Linked DNA regions of Mus musculus: region 1 is linked to region 2. The links are chromatin loops, found by intact Hi-C in ENCODE. Cell type or tissue: heart. All regions are shown on one strand. Each heading gives the region's core, and the rest is flanking DNA. Links, peaks and the distances in the headings are about the cores only.

Region 1 (9,985 bases), core at 4,637-7,136, 87 kb before region 2:
TATAAAGTAATTTTCTCTCATGTTTAAACACGTATTGAATGTAATTTTATTCCACAAATTATTGTGGAACATATGCTATACATAAGAAGCTTAGCTGAACCCCAGTTGTAGCAGCTAGAGTTAGGGAATCTCCAGCCATTAGTATGATGTTCACGAGTGGTCTCCAAAACAATCAAGACATTGAGATAGACACACACGGGAGGATCTGGGAAGGAGAGACAATAGAGGGCAACGGGGGTGGGGAGAATGAGTAGAGTATATATGTCATAATAAATTTATTATTCTGTGCACTAAAACCAAGAATAGAAATCTATGTAGAATTAAGAAGGAAGAAAGAAAAGAAAAAAGAGAAGTTCTGGGCTTTTGCCCCTTGACCAGGGCCTGCAGACATACCTAGTTACTGTTCCAGAACATGAGTCACTCAAGCATACACCCCCATGCCTGCCCACCCAGTGGCCACCTCATACCCCAACCAAGGTGCGCCTACAAATACACAAGAGCTCCAGATAGTCGCTAATCCACTTAATGTCTTAACTTCCAGTCTTTGCACCTTCCTATGCAAACATCTCTGCCTCTCTCGTCCACTTTCACTTCACACAGATTTGTAAAATTTTGTTCTTTCTATTTTATTTCATGCACTGAAAATGCTCTCCGCACAGGTCACCCATTCCAGGCCTGAGGCAGAAATTCCTTTATGTATATTCTCTAGCTCATGCTGGAGTCTCTCCCTTGCCACTCCACTGCAAAGTGCTTTATGCATCATTTCACTCAGCTCTTCAAAGGACCTGAGTGGTGGGCTAGATGTCACTTATCGTGTGTGTGTGTGTGTGTGTGTGTGTGTGTGTGTGTGTGTGTGTGTGTGTGTGTGTGTGTGGAGAGAGAGAGAGAGAGAGAGTCAGTTTTAAGAAAATGGAAGAATAAATCTGTGGTCCTACGTATGTACTTTTGTCCTAAGGGGGAAAAGCCGAAGGATATGAGATATTTAGACTTTATGGCTGCATATTCTGGGCACTTTTGCAATATACTGCAGATGGGGAGGGAGGGTGATGGAAGGAAAGTAAAGGAAACTTGAGAAGAGGAGAGGCATAAGGCAGGATCAAGAATGAGTTGTACTCCATAATCAGTTTGGGTCGGACAACCTGATCCGATCCATATATTCACAGTCCAGACACTAGGAAGGGAACGTAGTTACAGTAAAGGAGTCATTGTATAAAGCAACCTGGAAAAGACAGAGAGGAAGCTGGCAAGCACGCTCCCTCACTCGTCACAGAGAACCAAGCAGGCTGGCAGCAGGTGACAGAGAGGAAATCCGTAGGCAGTGAAGGGCACAGCACTGGCAAACAAGACCAGTGAAGTTGGGGAAAACTTTTAGAAAATGGCACTGAAAAAAAAGAAGAAGAAGATGAAGAACGACTTAAAATAGAAAGTCTTAGTAGGCAGTCAAGAAAAGAAAAATCAGTGTGCGCTCACTAATGTGTGAGTTGCATTGCATTCAATTCTTTGTAACGTTCCCTGTCAAATTCAACCCTCAGGCATGAAAATTACATGTCAAATCTCTCCACTGTAGGTCACCTAAAAATAGGTTCCAGGTATTAGGGAAAGAGCTGGCCAGTGGGCAAGACCTGAGAGGCTTGTGAGTCCAGAAATGTTACACATTTAGATCCAGAAAGCACACAAGCCAGTAGCTACGTCCAAGAGGGGAAGCAGGAACTCCTAGTGGGGCCCCTCAGAGGCTGCCAGACCATGCAGGGCTCTTGTTCCTCTAGGCAGCTGAGAGCCAGCACAATTGAATCCCAAAATGAAATTGGCACGTCAGCGAGGAGGTGTCCTCTGATGTCCCTCTGAATTCCAAGGTCCTAGGATTCAGGACAGTTTCCTGGCATGCAGCCAGGCCCCTGTGATAGGATGGATCTTGTGCTCGGCTTAAGCTCTGCTACTGCTGTCTGTATGGAAGAGCTTGACAGTGTTTATTTGTTCCTTTATATCTTTGTCTGTCTGTCTTTCCACCTCTCTGTCTGTTTGTAGCCCAGCATTTTCACGTACTGGCCATCACAAATTAATTGGCTGGTTCTTTGGGGAGATCTGCTGCTTCACGTGGAATGAACAGATATCACTATGATCTGGGATCACATGGGACAGCTTTGTTTATGGATTTATTTTCTTATTGTACAAATTACCACACAAAATATAGAGTTCAAAACATGGCAGTTAAGAGAGCACAGATAACAGACTGCAAGAGCAGGTCCCCATTTTCTGGATGAGAGCGCTGACAGAAAGAAAATCCTTGCACATGAAAAGATATTTTTGGAGATGGTTGAAGCTTCATTTAAGCTTCATACTGTCTTGCTAGAATCAAGGAAGGGACAAAAGTCAAGGTTAGTACTGTCTTAGTCAGGGTTTCTATTCCTGCACAAACATCATGACCAAGAAGCAGTTGGGGAGGAAAGGGTTTATTCAGCTTACACTTTTCACATTGCTATTGATCACCAAAGGATGCAGGACTGGAACTCAAGCAGGTCAGAAAGCAGGAGCTGATGCAGAAGCCATGGAGGGATATTACTTACTGGCTTGCCTGCCCTAGCTTGCTCAGCTTGCTTTTTTATAGAACTAAGACTACCAGTCCAGGGATGGTACCACCCACAAAGGGCCCCCCCCCTTGATCACTAATTGAGAAAATGCCCCACAACTAGATCTCATGGAGGCATTTCCCCAGCTGAAGCTCCTTTCTCGGTGACAACTCCAGCCTGTGTCAAATTGACACATAAAACCAGCCAGTACAAGCACCAGTTTCTCAAATCTGCAAGCCTGTTCTGTTCTATCTTGTCCTGTTCTGTCATGAGACAAGCTATAACTCCGTAGCCCTGGCCTGGAACTCAAAAGAGATCTTCCTGCCTCTGCCTCCTTAGTACCGGGATTAAAAGGGTGTATCACAAATACCCAGCTTCCACAAATGTTTTTATAAACTCCTTCTAGTAAGGGACTAGAAAGGGAAGTTTTTAGACTTTGTATTTCGCACTCTTAACTGGAGCCGTTACGCTCTGCCATGTTACGGAGAAGGCAGGCATGGGTAGTCCGAGAAAGAATGAGCATTCTTACACACTGAAATCCAGGTCTTCTGAAAGAGCAGCCAGTGCTCTCAACAACAAAACATCTCTCCAACTCCAAGGTTGGTTGGTGGTTGGTTGGTTGGTTAATTGGTTGCTTGCTTGGTTAGTTGGTTAATTGGTTGGTTGGTTGGTTGGTTGGTTGTGGTTGGATGGATGGTTGGTTGCTTGATTGATTGATTGATTGATTGATTGATTGATTGATTAGTTAGTTAATTGGTTAGGTGGTTAGTTCGTTGGTTGGTCGGTTAGTTGACTGGTTGGTTGGTTAGTTTTGTTTGTCTGCTTACTTGCTTTGTTTTTACTTTATAAAAACAATTTTTGCTGAATATATAAATTGATAAAATCTTAAATTCCATGAGTTTGATATTTCCCATATTGATTCTATCTACTAAATGGCACAAAACTTAGTTGAAACTTACCTGGAACTTTAAACCCTTCTTCCCATGGTCAGCCTGTCTGGACAGGGTGCAGGAGGAGGATGTAGCTTCTCCTCTGGCTCAGCTGGAGCTCAGCCTATGAACTATCTCACAGGCCCCAAGGCCCCACCAGCATCTCAATGGAGGAAGGCCATTGTTGTGCAGCCTTCCTAGAATTTGTCTGCTGACACTGACTTTATTTGGGTATGGGTATTTAAGAAGGTAATTAGCAAACAAGGTCATAAGTGAAAGAACAACAATTGTGTTGGACAAATAGGAAGAACTTGAACATGCACAAAGAAAAAGCTCTGTAAGGGCAAAGCAGCAGTGGTAGCCTGCATGCCAAAGAGAGAAACTTCCAGACTCTGCACAGTGACAAAAAAAGAAAAAAAAGTAGTGTTTAAATCACTTTGTGTGCCATATTTTTGTTATAGAAGCCCTAATAGACAGACACAGGTCCAGCTGCATTTTATATACTAGAAAGGATTCTGGCTATCTCAATAATAGACACAAGATGCCTCCAGACATTAGTTATCTGAAGCCTGCTGGGAACAGTAAGTTCCAAAACAAGACTGTCTCTTTCTTGTAGCTTCCGACATTGTCCTTGGGTGATTTTAAGCACTTGTCCAGTTGTAAATGTTTTGTGCAACTCTGTCAGTAAGCTGGCACACGGTTTGGCGCTCATCCTTCAGTTCACAGCACAGCACTTTGTTCTTTCCTCCATATGATGGTCAGGGGTCCTACTAAACCTTCAACAAAGCAGAATAAAGCAGGAAGTTTTGCACCTTACAAGTGTCCCAAGACATTCATCCTGAGACACTACTATATTTTCAATGGCAGGAGGACATTTTCTAACATAAGAAAGTGAGGCTGTGATTTCCTGTAATGATTATACAAGTTCATTACAGACATTTTAATCCCTTCAAATTTGAGTATTTCCCATTGGAAGAGATCCTCTTGTCTCCTACTTGTTTATAATAACTGAAACAGGAATCCAATGAATTCAAAATTCTTCTCTACAAAACATATGAACTAAAGGCTTTCTTATCCTAAGTGGAAATGCCCTTGCATGTACTAAAGTTATTTTGCTCAAGCACTAGCTGCCTGGTTCCAGGAATGAAAATTTAAAGCTTTCTAACTCTTATGATCTTCTATTTACAGTTATTTCTAAACAAGCTTCCCTTGACCAATGGTTTCACTTAGTGAGTTGCTTATAAATGTCACAATCTCTGCTTTTGGGCTAACGGGTTGCTTTATTATTAGATTTGTATTTTTCAGAGTCATACCCCAAGCACCCTGAGCACATTGCAATGCCATTTCTAAAGCCATAGTAAGCATGTCTCTCATTGAATTTGTCCTTATGGGGGTGGTTTGTATTTATATCCCTAGAACAGAGCTTTGTGATACAGGAAACCTCAGGTGAGGACTGAGCTCCTTCCTCCCCACCCCCACCCCACCCCCCGCACATCTGGACTCACTCACAGTCCACTATGCTCATGGTCAGTAGTGAAAATATCTCTCTGGTAGGCTTTTTCCTATTATCTCACCGCCCAAGTCATTTAGACCCTTTAAACCCCTGTATTCCTCTTGCCCTTGTATTTTCAATTTATTCCATTCTACATGTTTTCAGTCTTAGAGTTAATTGAGTATCTGAAGACACTGAAACCTTTCCAGAAGCAAGACTAAACCCTTAGGAAGCCTGTTGTTAATGGTACGTAGATCTGCCTCTCCACCCAACAAATCTCCCTTCACTTACTCGAACCATGACTCAGGATGGAGAAATAAGACAAACAAACCAAAAACCCAGCCCCAACTGTCTACGATTTATAGAGCACTTACTACATACCAGACATTGTGGACCTACTTCAGGAGCCATGTCGGTAACTCCTCGCAAATAGCGCTATTATTCCACTTTACAGGTATAGATATCGAGACTCGAGTACCACACAGCCTGTAAGTGGCATCCAGGTTTGAATTCCAGATGCAGCTCACTGCTATGTCTACCATCACAATGCTCTGCAAACAGGCAGCATGGCAGCTAAGCACCATAGTGAAATACTGAGACTCAGAATCTCTGGAGTTTTATGATTTCAGGAGAGACGACATGATTGCAGTACAGTATCTGATATTGTCCTGTTAATCTAAAGCAGATATTCTCAACCAAGGGCAACTTTTCCTCTAAGAGATACTTGACGGTATCTGGAGATAGGTTTACAACTGGAGGCGTCTACTGCCTTCTACTGGGGAGAAGCAGAGATGCTTTTCAGCATTCTGCAATAGAGAAGGTCCTTCAACAGAACTGCCAAGCCCAGACATTCCACATGCTAAGACCCACAGTTTGGTCTGGTTGTTTTCTAATGCCCACTGGATCTTTACGGGCTGTAATTATCTATATCTGTTTTAATACTCTTTTTTATGACACCTTTTTTGAGTGATACCATGAGTCCTTTTAGGAGACAAGAGTGCAATGAAAGAGAGAAAGTGACTTTCAAAGAATCTCTTGAGCAAGTGAGCACCTTCTTTGGCACAGAATGTTCCAAGAACTCTATTTTGAGAACAGTGACCCAACAGCCAACTGTCTGGCACTCACTCATCCATCACTATCAGAGTTGGTACTTCCTGGAATCCTGCCTGTCCCCAGAAAGTGCTCGGGGGTAGGAAGAGTGGTTACCAGGGAACATGCCGTTGCAGTGAGAAAGCAAAAGAAAATCGCAACAAACCCACAACCCAATGCCAGCCCTAAGAGTTTCTCACAGTCCATAAGTCAAAGAAAGCTCAGTTGTTTCCAAACTACTCATGAGACATGTTCTCTGTGGTTTTCAGGCACAGAGGAGAAACTACACAGAAAATGCACAGTTCTGTGGTTTGAAAATCAAAACTCTATTAGTCAAAAGATAAGTGCTACGAGTTTCAGAAATAAACATATGTCCCAACTGCCTATACTGAACAAGTTCTAAAGTTAAAGGGCATAGAACTTGGCAGAGAGTATCGTTGTTTACATTACAGAACCAACACACAAACTTTGTAGAAATTCTTATCAATCCAAGAAAACATCATATTGCCTTTACTGTATTCATCTATGTCCAAAGCAATTCGTTAGGTGTTGTTTGGCTGGTGTCTGGTTTGAGCAGTTCATCACTCCATCTTACCACCATTAATCATCACATCTGTTTCTTTCAAAAGCATTCCAGACTTTATTATCCAATTCTCAGTAAAGTTTATTTATCCCTCTTGAATGTTCTTAACTGTTCCATGTCAAAGAAAAACACAGAGTGATTTATCGTTACTGTGTCGTCGTTTTCAGATTGTGATGCTTGGATAAATTTTATTCATATGTTTGTTCCATCCTCAGATGTCTTGATCTTCCCAAACTCCCAAAATCCTTATCTTTCAAAGCTTAACCTAGAGTCAATTTCCTCGTCACTGCAATGATGGATGCAAAGCAAGGATCACCTCCAGCAAAATCATAATCACAGCACCCAGCACAACACTGTAAGGACCCGGGCCCTTTCTCTGTGGCTGATACCTGCTGCTCAGGCTGAAATGTATGGCTAGAATTCTGCTTGCAACTCTCAAGAATGATGCAAAGCTTTCCAAAGCTGTGAGGTTATACAAGAGGACAATAGGTGGATTTTAAAAGTAGCCTGTAGGTAAATATCAAGAAATGTGAGATTATGGGAGGGATGGGGTAGGGGCTCAAGGAAAAAGAATCATGTATGTCTCAGAAAAATCAAACTGCCAAAGTATTAAAGAACACCTCTGGGAGAAGGGTGCTTCTGGAAACAAGTCAACACAAGATTTGTAAAAGTGAGGGATTTCAAACAAACTTTCAATAGCCTAGCTAAGAGATTCATTTGAGTCATCCAAGTTAAGTAGGATATTGTGGAACATCACTGAGGTTCTAAAGGAAATTCCCCTAACATAAATAACATTCTGGCTGATGAATCCCTTGCCAACCTTCATTCAAAAATAAATAAGTAAGCTGTTCATTTGAAAAGCCTTGGAATGTGGCTCCACGGTGGAACGCTTGCAGTCTTAGTTAGGGTTTCTATTGCTGTCATAAAACACCATGACCAAAAACAATTTGGGAGGAAAGATTTTATTTCCTTTAACAACCTGTATCCCATTATCAGGCAGGCATGGTACTGGAGGAGGTGAGAGGTCTACATCTTTGTATGCAGGCCTCTAAGAGAAGACTGACTTCCAGGCAGCTAAACCTAGGGTATTAAACCCTTGTCCACAGTGAAACACCTACTCCAACAAGGCCAGACTTCCTAATAGTGCCACTCCCTGGGCCAAGCATATTCAAACCATCATGTTCCACTCCCTGGCCCCCATAGACTTTTCAAAAATATGAGTCTATTGGGACTATACCTAAACATACCATAATGCAAAATACATTTAGTCCAACTTCCAAAATCCCCATAGTCTATAGCAGTCTCAATAATATTAAAAGTCCAAAGTTCAAGCTCTCTTCTGAGATTCATCCAATCATGTAACTGCAATCCCCAAAGCAAGACAGGAAACCAGCTGGACAAACTCCAAACTCAGCATCTCCTTGTCTGATGTCAAAGTTGTCTTCAGATCACCAACTCCTTTTCCATCTTTGTTGACTATAACAAACTTCTTTCTCCTGAGCTGGTTCCACTCCCTGTTAGCAGCTTTCCTTAGCAGATAGACCAAGGCTCTGGCATCTCAAACATCTTGGAGTCTCCAAAGCAACTTCTTTCAATGTCTGGGATCCACACATGATCTTCTGGGCACCACCAAAGGGCTGGTGTCACTTTTCCAGCTCTGCCTTCTGTGGCACTCTAGGCTCTGGTTGACTCCACTCCACTGCTGCTGCTATTCTTGGTGATTATCCCATGGTACTAGCATCTACAATACACTAGATTCTTCTGCTGCAACTAGACTTCACTAAAAGTCTCTCATAGGCTCTCTTCATGGTGCCAAGCCTGAAATCTTTTGCATGACCCCTTCAGTCTTGGGCCATCGACTGCAACTGAGTCCGCACATTCACCAATGGCCTTCCATGATCTCCCACAGTGCTGAGCCTCAGCTATAACCTTGGCTACCTCTGGAACACAGCTTCTTTGTGCTATCAGAAAACACTTCACAGAAGATTTCACCTCAGTGACGCTGGTCTCTTCTTCATCACCACTAAGTTCGTAGATCCAGCTAACCAGCATCAATTGTTCCAGTACTCTCCTTCTCCTTTGACTATAAATCCAAATGATCAAAGATGCTAAGTTCTGTTGCTTCCTGGGGCTAGAACATGGACTCCTTGTTATATTATATTATAACCAGCTTCCTGTTTTCCAACTCCTTCACTGACTAAGCTTAACTGTCCTAAAACTTGCTCTGTAGATTGACTTTGAATTCATACCTGTCTCCTACATGCTGGAATTAAAGGTATGTACCGCTACGTCTGGATCTAAAACTTGCCTTGTCCCAGGCTGGCCTTGAACTCAGATCTGCATGCCCAGTCTCCTGCAATTAAAGACCTGCACTACTACACCTGGTCCTAAACTTACCTGGGTCAGATCTTGCCCAAAGGTCACCACTTCCTTAATTGAATTTAATATCCTGGAACACAAAACTCAGCTCTATTTCACTTCCTGGTCCCTCTTTAATACTAGAAACCATTATTTTATATTTTTCCTTTCTAAGGAGCTTGCTATGCTTGTTCAAAATGCTCTTCATCAAACTTAACCAGAAAACAATGTTTCTGCTGGGATTTTTTGAGATTTCCTTTGTTAAGACAATTAATATAAATCTCTTTACCTTAGCCTCAGGTAGATTCTTCAGACAAGGGCAAAAAGCAGCCACATTCTTCACCAAAATACCACATACTGAAATTCTTCTCCACTAAATTCTCTTGGGCCAGGTCTGCACAGTTTACATCAGTCTCAGCAACAAAGTCTTTCATATTCTTACTAGGATAACCCATTAAGCCCAAAGTCCCAAAATCCACATTCTTCCAGACAAAAGCATGGTCAGGCCTATCACAGCAATACCCCAGTCCCTGGTACCAACTTCTATCTTAGTTAGGGTTTTACTTCTGTGAAAAGACACCATGACCAAGGCAACTCTTATAAGGGTAACACTTAATTAGGGCTAGTTTTCAGGTTCAGAGGTCTAGTCCATTATCACCAATATAGGAACATGGCAGCATCCAGGCAGGCATGGTATAGGAGCAGCTGAGAGGTATACATCTTTGTCTGATGGCTGCTAGCAGAATACTGACTTCCAGGCAGCTAGGATGAGGGTCTTAAAGGCTACACCTACAATGACATACCTATTCCAACAAGGCCACACCTCCTAATATTGCCACTTCCTAGCCTAAGCATATACAAACCATCAATATATATATAATTTTATATACATATATGTGTATATATAAATTCTCTTAAAATTATAAACATATGTGTATATATACATATGTGTGTGTAATTTTAAGAG
Region 2 (9,985 bases), core at 2,468-4,967:
TTGAAAGTCTTCCAGTCTGTGTCATAGTGTTTTGATTATGATCAAATGACTTTACAGAGGCAAAAGCCACTTTGAAAAAATCCTATGATTGTAAATGTTTATAACTGAACTTCAACAAGCACCAAAAAAGCCCTAATTTAAATCTCACAATATTTCAGTACTAAACTTAAGCAGGGTTAACTGGAGTGCTTACAGTTCCCTTATACTGAGTGATGAAATTATGTTAGGGTTGGAGCCACTCCTTCATATCACAAATAGAGCTGACTGCAACTTGTGATTTCCTTTAAAATATAAGCCAGGCTAAGGTGTGACAAGAACTATCTCTTACCAGAAAACAGAACAGGTATATGTCATGCTAAAATAGTCTTGGACCAAAGTCTTCATCAGTTTAGAAATAAACTTTATTGTAGCTTGCCATTGAGCTCTGATGCCTCTAAGAAAACTTAATTCTGACTACAAAGAGAAAGTGCAACCAGTGACCATAGTTAATGAATGACTGGTATATGATCTTAACACAATCTCACCAAAAACCATGACCAGTGATGGAACCAAATATTCTTACCATAATCAATTTTAAACCTCTTGGAAATATAGTATTACTGCACCAAACCAGAAAATCAAGTGTTGGTGGTAGTTCTGCACTCATGAAACCCATTTTTAGTTAGTTTAATCTAAAAGGAATTCATTACAGGATAGCCAAGGGGTAAGACAGCCAACTTTGAGAGGTTCAAAGATCAGCTTTGGAGTGAGCTTCCAAAAGTACCTCTTACAACTACACAACTGAGCTTCTGGCCCATTCATGGTGGTCAGAAAGCCACGGAATCAAGAATCCACTACCAAATGTGGACCCTGTGGACATAGATGGGCGTTGGAGAGAGTCCCAAAGCAACCAGAGCAGTCACCAGAGTGACTGAGCCCATCAGCATCAAATCCATCAGAAGTCTGAGCCCCGCCCCCAACTCTCAGACTAGAAGGATGAGTACAAGCACTGGGCCAGGGAATAGGAAACTATACTGAGTAGCTTGAAAGGCAGGTCAAGACTCCCTCTCCCAAAATCCTAAAAGCTGTGCAGGGATGTAGCTCAGTGCTACCGTGCTTACCTAGCATGCACAAGGTCCTGAGTTTGATCCCCAGCACCAAATCAACAGGGTATGGTGGGATAAACCTAGAGTCCCAATGTAGAGCAGGGGAAGGCAGGAGAAGCAGAAGCTCAAGCTTCTAAGCAACACAGCAAGCTCGAGGCCAGTCTGGGCTACTGAGACCCTCTCTCAAAAATAATAAGTAAAAAATAAATAAAAATAGGGGCCAGGCTGGGCTACTGAGACCCTCTCTCAAAAATAATAAGTAAAAAAATAAATAAATAAAAATAGGGGCCAGGCTGGGAATATAGTTTGGGGGTAAAATGTGTACATATCATGTCTGAAAACCTAGGCTCAATGCCCAGGATCAAAAACAAACAAACAAACAAACAAACAAAAGAGTGCAGCCATTCATGGTGGCTCATGCCCTTAATCACAGCACTTGGGAGGCAGAAGGTAGAAGCTAGGGGGGTCTCTGTGATTTAGTCAGACCAGCCAAGGCTATACAATGATACCCTGTCATCCCTCCCCTGCAAAAAAAAAAAAAAAAAAAAGGGGGGGACAATTAAGCATGAAAGTACATACAAGTCACAAAGGAAGAAATTCCCTAGATGGACATATGAACCCAGGCTTAACCTCAATCAGCAATCGGACCAAATCAATCTAAAACAAATCTCTAATATTAGATCAACTCATAAATCTGCCACCAAAAGATGTTAGGAGTATACACAAGTATGGTTAGTTTGGAGAGTGATGGGGCACTATCCAGAGAAACTGAACCGTATGTCCACTAACAGATCTCCCACCAGGAACTGTGTGTACAGCAGTGGGAGAACACTAAGGATGTCAGTCTCAAGAATTGCAACAGACAAACCTGGAGCAAAGTCAACCTTCACATACATAAAAACAAATCCTCTGGGAAACAACTGAGAAAGAACGGCTATTTCATTTCATTGCTTGTATGCCAAAGACATTTTAAGGATGCATGTGAAAATAACAAATTCTCGCGGCACATGACACTCTAAAAAAATATTTCCGTATTATATTTAGATGTTTGTGCATGTGTGCACATGTATGCTGCCATACCCTTGGAGGTCTGAGAACTCTAAGAATAGGTTTTCTCCTTCCACTGTGTGAGTCTCAGGGACCTGCTCCATGTGCTCAGGTTTGGCAGCACCTACCTGCCTTTTACCAGCAGAGCTTTCTTGCCATTTTCAAGTCTGTATTTGTGATGCCGCCAGAGAACAGAAGATTTAACTCCCAGGAACTGGAGTTACTCTGTTTGTGAACCACCTGCTGTGGGTACTGGGGACCAAATTCTAGTCCTCAATAATAGCCTTATTCCAGAACCATCTCTCCAGCCCCTTACATTTTTTTAAAGACTATGATTTTCTGTATGTTATTTTTTTGCCTGTATGTATGGGCACAACAGTGACACTGACGCAGGAAGAGCAACAACCTGGAGCTGGGGTTATAGGGAGTTGTGAGCCACCAAACAAAGGTGCAGGAAACCAAACTTTTGTCTTCTTCAAGTGCAGTACAAGGTCTCAACCCCTGAGCACTTCCCCAGCCCTCCAAACCATTGTCTCTGTTTTGTTTCATTGTTTTTCGGAGACTGGATTTCTTTATGTAGCCCTGGCTGTCCTGGAACTCTCTTTGTAGAACAAGCAGAGATCTGCCTGCCTCGGTCTCCAGAGTGCTGGGATTAAAGGCAAGAGCCACCACAGCCCAGCCCAAACTATAATTTCAATGAATGAAAGTGTTATCCATGTATAATATTGTCAAATACAAAATAAAAATTAAAAGTCATAAAAGCTGGGCATGGTGCCACAGCTTTTATAGTCCCAGCACTCAGGAGACAGAGGCAGGTGGAGGATCACTATGAGTTCCTGGCCAGACTGGCCTACATAGTAAATTCCAAGACAGTGAGAATCTGTATAACAAAATTAAGCAAATAAAAGTAGTCATAATCTTATAGATGGGTATTTACATTTCAGTTGCTTAAAAAACAATAAATTTTGTAAACACTATTTTTGCAAGTGCTTACAAGTTTAAAAGGGAAGAAACTTTCCAAATGTCATTAGAATAAAGCAGTCACCTTAGTACAAAATAACTGACGATGCTCAATATTAGGGTAGCCGATAAAAGTAAGCACAAGTTGAAAACGGATGTTAGAGGTTGCTTAAAAGTTCCAGAGAGCCCAACAAGCTCTTTCACCCCAAACGCCACCCAGTGTAAGACAAAAGCGCATGCGCAGCAAGCCTGACGCGTGCGTACTCAACGCCCGCCCATAGGAAGCGGAAGGGAAAAGATGGCGGCGCCGAGTGTCCCCACGCCGTTGTACGGGCACGTGGGTCGCGGAGCCTTCCGCGACGTGTACGAGCCAGCGGAGGACACGTTCCTGTTACTGGACGCGCTCGAGGCGGCGGCGGCCGAGCTAGCAGGGTGCGAGGAGGGTGCGCGCCTCAGGGGGAGAGAACGGGGTGGCCGGGAGGCGGAAGCCGGAACTTGCCGCCCTCCTCCGGAAGTGGTGGGCCGGCCTACTTTCTGGTGATTGACAGCAGAGAGGGGTAAAGGAGGCGTGTCCGGCGGGCTGGGGTTAGAGCATCGCTCAGATGTTCCTGCGGCTTCAAGGTCACCCTGCCCTGCCTTTTAGCTGTTAATCTGAAGAATGTAAACGCGCCTCTGAGGAGCAGCCGGAGTTTAGCAACCAGAAGCAAGATGTCCCAAAACTTTCCTAATTTTCTATTTTAATTTTTTTAAGTGAATATGTAAAACTCGCCTTAGTGCAAGAATAACATCCTCTAGCAAAGGAAGAACACATAAGGATCAGTGAACTATTAAATTCACTCAACCTAGTCAAGGAACAACCACTAGCCGTCTGAGCACTTAAAGTGTTATTGCAACTGGGATTTTTTTGTTTTGTTTTGTTTTTTAATTGAACTGTTAGAATTTTAGTTGCATGTGGTTAGAACTATTAGGGAAGGTTTAAATAGTCACGTGCCTCCGCCGGTAGGATTTTCACTAGCCTGATTTGTTGAAGGATTGGCCATAGCTTTAATTGACATAAATAGTAAATGCCCACATGTTAACTTTTCTGAGAAAAGAATTTGAGCTGAGAACGGGAAAGATGGCTCAGCTGGTAAAGGCACTCGCTGTCAAGCCTGCAGACCTGAGTTCCGGCCTCAGAAACTACTACAGGTTGTTCTTGGAGGTTCAGTTACAATGCTGAGGACCATTCTGCACACATACATATAATCACTCTAATAAAATAGTTTGCCGAAAGAATATGGGTCATTAACTTAATGGCCAAGATTCCTACTGGGTGTCTCCAGAACGAAATAGCCATCATGTTTATTTATATTGTCACTTTTTTTCTGCCTATAAAACCAGTCTTTCTTCATAGATGGTGGAGCATTTTGAGCTACTGGAATATCTCGTGGAGCACTGAATTGTAACTTGAATGCTCAAAACAGCTCAGAAAAATTTACAGCTACAAATTGCATTGCTTCGTATGCTGTAATAGAGCTGACCTTGTTACAAAGGCTAGGAATTCTAGTTATTTTTGAGACCGTAATGATTATTTCCATAAAGAAGGCACCTGGTAAGATTCACAGACTTTACTATGACCCACTAGTGGCTTGCGTGTCCTGTTATGTGGGTCACATAGATATGTGGCTGATTCTAAAGGTAAAAAGGAAATACTGTAACTTCTTCTTGAGTTGTTTGAACAGTTAAGTGACAGAAAAATCTTGTAAATGTCATCAGGCCAATCAGTCATGGAAATTAAGTAGTGCTTTTGACACACTGATAGTGATCAAAGGAAATACATTTATTGGAAAGTTATATAAGATTTTTAAATTTAGAAAGCTAAGATTATTGGCATTCTAAGATCAGACACTGAAGTACTTGCCCAACACAGTACTCTCGTAGGGAGAGAGGTCTTTGTTATTCATGTATCTAGGTAGATGGAAGGCTTTTAGCAAACCCTAGGATATGCTGCTGGGTTTATTTAAGTACTTCAATTTAAATACTGTACACACCTAAACTATTAGCATGCTTGAGCTATGAAATAATAAGCACTAAGTAGTTGCCAGAAATGGTAAATCCCTTTTATTCCCACATATTTGCAAGTGAGTGATGGTGCTGGGGAAATACATTATATGGCATGAGAGTTGTCTTCCATGAAGAATTATCTTCATAAGAAGGAACTAAATACTTTGTTTTTGTTGTTAGAGTGGAAATATGCCTTGAAGTAGGAGCAGGATCTGGTGTGGTGTCTGCATTCCTGGCCTCCATGATAGGTCCTCGGGCCTTATACATGTGAGTATGTGATGTTCCTCCACCCCTCCTGGGTCTCTGTGACTGCAGCAGCTCAAGTGGAACATTTTAAATAGACAATACGTCTCTGATAGTGAGGACTCAAGTCACAGCTTATGCTGGCCCCCAGCTGTAGCCTCCCGTTCACTCCTTCGTGCTGTGTGATTTTAGAAGCAACACAACTTTATGCTATCTCTACTTTTAATCGTTCTCAGGTAAACAGTTTGTCTGTTGTAAAATAGGTGCAAAGTTGAATGTCCTTGCAGAGAACTTGAGAATACAAAAGCCAGGAGGAAACAGCAGAAGATTTTACCATACGTGGGACAAATGTGTTTCTTGCAGCTCGTTACCGCCTATGTCGTTTGTGTGGCAGTGTCCGGGCAGCGATCTCTTTCCCTTTTCATTTGCTGGCCGTTTCAGATGAGTGTGGGCAGATTTTTCAGCAATGCTTGCCTTTGTTATAACAAGCCTTTGCTTGCTTTTTCTTTGCCATTATGAAAACATTCTGGATTTTTTTTTCCCAACACCATGTTCGAGTTAAGAAAGCATTCCTAACTTTACCCCAGCAGGAGTCTGCTGGTACACTGTCTGCTTCCAGACATCCTCCTGATCTTTCCCTCTGTCTCGCGTTGATAGGTGCACTGATATCAACCCTGAGGCAGCCGCATGTACCTTGGAAACAGCACGCTGTAACAGAGTCCATGTTCAGCCAGTGATCACAGATTTGGTGAGCATTAATCCTCGTTCAGTAGTGATCGATTTCGATTCATTGATGGTCAGTCACTTTTAGTGGAAATACACTTAAGGAATTAGTTTTGTTTTGTTTTGTTTGTATGAGACAAAGTGGCATGTAGCCCAGGCTAGCCTCAAACTTCCTATACAGACACAGATGACCTTGAACTCTTTTTTTTTTTTTAATTTTTAATTAAAATTTTTCTCTTTTACTTTTTTCTTTGGTTTTTTGTTTGTTTGTTTGTTTGTTTGTTGTTTTTTGTTTTGTTTTGTTTTTTGGTTTTTGTTTTTTGGTTTTTTGAGACAGGGTTTCTCTGTGTAGCCCTGGCTGTCCTGGAACTCACTCTGTAGACCAGGCTGGCCTCGAACTCAGAAACCCGCCTGCCTCTGCCTCCCAAGTGCTGGGATTAAAGGCGTGCGCCATCATGCCCGGCTTTCTTTACTTTTAAGATTATAATATAATTACATAGTTTCCCCCTTCCCTTTCCTTCCTCCAGATCCTCCCATATACCCCTGCTTGCTCTCTTTCAAATTCCTGGTCTCTTTTCTTCATTAATTGTTGTTACATACTTAAGTACACACGCACACACACACACACACACACACACACACACACACACACGCGTGTGTGTGTGTGTGTGTGTGTGTGTGTACATATATTCCTAAATAGAACCTGCTCAGTCTGTATGAATGCTTTCAAATCTGGCCATTTGATATTAGGTAAATGCTGGAGTTACCGGTTGACCATAAGCATGACTACATGTGACTGTATTCAGTTCAAACTGGCTTAAGCCTAAAACACATAATGCACAGCTAGCACAGAAACTCAGATGACATCACACATTTTCTTCTTAGCTCTGAGTTTCCCTCTGGGGTCCCTCTGGCATCTCATAATAACAAGATGTTTGCATCTCTGTGTATAATTTTTAGCAAGTCCCCATGAAGAAGTTTATTCTTGGGATGAGAGTTGTTTGGAACCACATGGGTCGTGTGTTCCGGGAATTTGAAGAGTGACTTTGACCTGGGTCACAGTAGATCCTACCCAAGCTTGAGAGTGAGAGGAGACACAGTGTCCCTGTCTACGGTACTTTTCTATTGTAGTGAGGAAGTGGAGGGTTTGCAGGATGAAGGAAGGAGAGACGGGAAGTAGGGACAGGGCAGGACACAACTGGGCCCGGCCTTGGCTTTTGAAACCTCAAGATCTGAAAAACCACCTCCAGGCAAGGCATACGAGTGTGTGGCGCCATTCCCATTCAGACCACACCAGTCCCATCAAAAGCCGAGGAGACATAAGCAGAAACAAGGGAGCACGGATCCTGGGGACAAGCAAAATGATTGACAGGTTATTCATTTCTTTCTTTAGACAGTTCTCTCTGTGTCCTGGTTTGTCTTTGAACTTTCTATGTAGTTGTAGATAACTTCAATTCTATCTTCTCCTGCCTCTACCTCTTTAGAGGACGACTACACCCCTACTCAATTGCCTTATTTTTTTTTATAATTTTTTTAAAAAGTTTTAAGACTGTGTGTGTGTGTGTGTGTGTGTGTGTGTGTGTTGCCTGTGTGTATGTCTCTGCACCACATTTCTCCAGTGCCCACCAAGGCCAGAAGAGGGTATTGGATCCCTTGGGACTAGAGTTACACATGGTTGTTAGCCACAATGTGGGTACTGGGAATTGAACCTTTGTCCTCTGCAAGAGCAGCCAGTGCTCTGAACTGCTGAGCCATCTCTCCAGCCCTTCATTGTTTTGTTTTAAGAAATTCGGATTAGACCTTTTAAGTCTCAAGTATCTTTTAAGTTGTTAAGACATTCCAAGGGTACTAGTAGGACTTGAATAGTCTTAGCTTTGCGGGATACCTTGTGTCTCAACAGTGAAATGCTGTTCATAAGGAAAGGCATAATAGCAGGCTAGGTAGACACGAGAAACACTGCTCTCCATGCTAATTTTCTGGGGTGGAGGTGGGGGATATAAAAGTCTCACAAAGTCCAGGGTAGCCTTGAACTCTCTTTTGGTTAAGGATGACTTTGAACTACAGATCCTGCCTTCATCTCCCAAGTTCTGGGGCTCCTAACGTGCCACGCTATCATGCCACGCTATCATGCCACGCTATCTGTGCTTCTAGACCAGTAGTGTTCTTACCCTGACCAGGGCAGGCAGCTTCCCTACTCTTTCACATTTACAAAGGATTTTGCATCTTAGGACTAAGCCCAAGAGACAAGAAATTGTATTCACAGTGCTAAGAAGTAGAGTGTCAAGAAGGTTCTCAGGCCACTCACATACGTGGCCATGCATAGCGATGCACGTGATGTAGAACTGCCTGCTGTGTCTGTAAAGAATATTACATCTATTTTTTGATGGAACAATAAAACCACATAAAATAGAACAAACCCAAACTGAAGTAGATCCAGAAACTCCAGTGTTAATAAAACGATCTCGAGGATTATAGCCTGGGTCTCCTGTCTAGCTCCAGAAGCTACACAGTGGCTCAGGGATGTGACTGGAGAGTCTACATGCTAGACTTAACTCCTCAGTAGTTAAAGGTGGCCCTGAAAGACTGGCGTGGTGGCACACGCCTTTAATCCCAGCACTCGAGAGGCAGACGCAGGCAGATTTCTGAGTTCAAGGCCAGCCTGGTCTACAAAGTGAGTTCCAGGACAGCCAGGACTATACAGAGAAACCCTGTCTCGAAAAACAAAAAAACAAAAACAAAAACAAAAAGGTGGCCCTGAACTAAACTGATTTGACAAAGCAAGAAACAAGAGACAGGCTTAGCAGAGCAGTCGATTTACAAACTCTTATACATTCAAACTCCAGGGATTATTACAGCTATCATAGAAAATAAACCCATTGCTTAGCTGAGATTACATGTCTAAAAAGTAGCAACCAGCAGGGTATATTGGCTCAGTCCTGTAATCTCGGTACTCAGGAGTGTAAGATAGATTACAGCTGGCCTGGGCTACATAGTGTGACTGCTTCCTCAAAATCAAAAAGGTAGAATTGTCATCGTTCTTCGTTTTCAGTCTTACAATACAGTCTTTTAAAGTACCTACTACATGTTCCATTACATCATCAAAACATACCACACACGTTTTACCATTTACAAACTCACTGGCATCAGCTACTCTGAGGTATGTGGTACTCAGGCCAGTTCAGGTGTCTGCTCTGTGAAGAAGCTGACAGCCCTCCTCCGTCTTCTCACTCTTGCCCCGTTTCTCCGTCATCTATTGGCAGAATATCTTTTCTCCCTGTTGCTGTGCTTCATGCAAGAAAACCAGACAGTTCTGGCCCGTATTTAACATAAGAGCCCTCCATGGTGGCCCCAGTGGGAATAAAGTCCGTGTGTTTTGGCTGCATGCATGCAGGGCCTCTTTCACTTATTTTTCAGTTCTTGGAAATGCTAAGGCAGAGAGCTGTCTAGACCTGGCTAGAGATGCCTGTACTAGACAGTCAGTCCTCGGTTACATTTTATTTAAGTCTTTTGATGTTAGAATTTTTGTTTTAATATTTTGTCCTTTTGCTTTTTGTAAAATCCATCCCATGGTTATTACTGTATAGCTGGATAGGACAAAGGACTATGAGTTACAAAGCAAAATCTTGTCTAGTTTCTTTATCCAGCGTTTCTAGAAAATTCTTATTTCCGACTTCTTTTAAGAAACTTTTTCTTTATGGAATTGAAAACACTTTCAAAGCTTGCACTTGCATGCACATGTGCGCGTGCATGACCATGCACACACACACACACACACACACACACACCAGTGAATCCCTCATTCTTGCACTGGTGAAGGAAAAAACTAATCTTCTTTTGGTTTGCAGGCCAAGTTATATCATTCATATATATATATATATATATAT

The links. Hi-C counts contacts between places; a loop is a spot of excess contacts. Peaks named below come from ENCODE experiments on the same cell type or tissue, not always from the same donor. Only the 100,000 strongest peaks of a DNase experiment are listed, where the experiment ranks them.
Region 1: it touches region 2 in a loop (2.0-fold over the local background); 2 of 42 quality-filtered maps call a loop at or near these places.

What each region holds. Positions count from the first base shown.
Region 1 is chr16:87,261,964-87,271,948 of GRCm38, forward strand. No RefSeq gene overlaps it. Among named protein-coding and RNA genes, the nearest start is that of Gm41484, 20 kb to the left of the region's middle. In heart, for the core only: a CTCF peak has its summit at 5,759 (motif pointing left); a DNase peak (open chromatin) is centred at 6,158; H3K27ac peaks cover 613 bases.
Region 2 is chr16:87,350,863-87,360,847 of GRCm38, forward strand. It overlaps N6amt1 (N-6 adenine-specific DNA methyltransferase 1 (putative)), which reads left to right and starts at 3,323. Exons shown (of 6, transcript NM_026366.2): 1 at 3,323-3,524; 2 at 5,316-5,402; 3 at 6,036-6,126. The coding sequence starts at 3,391. In heart, for the core only: a CTCF peak has its summit at 3,536; DNase peaks (open chromatin) are centred at 3,379 and 3,589; H3K4me3 peaks cover 1,293 bases; H3K27ac peaks cover 1,814 bases.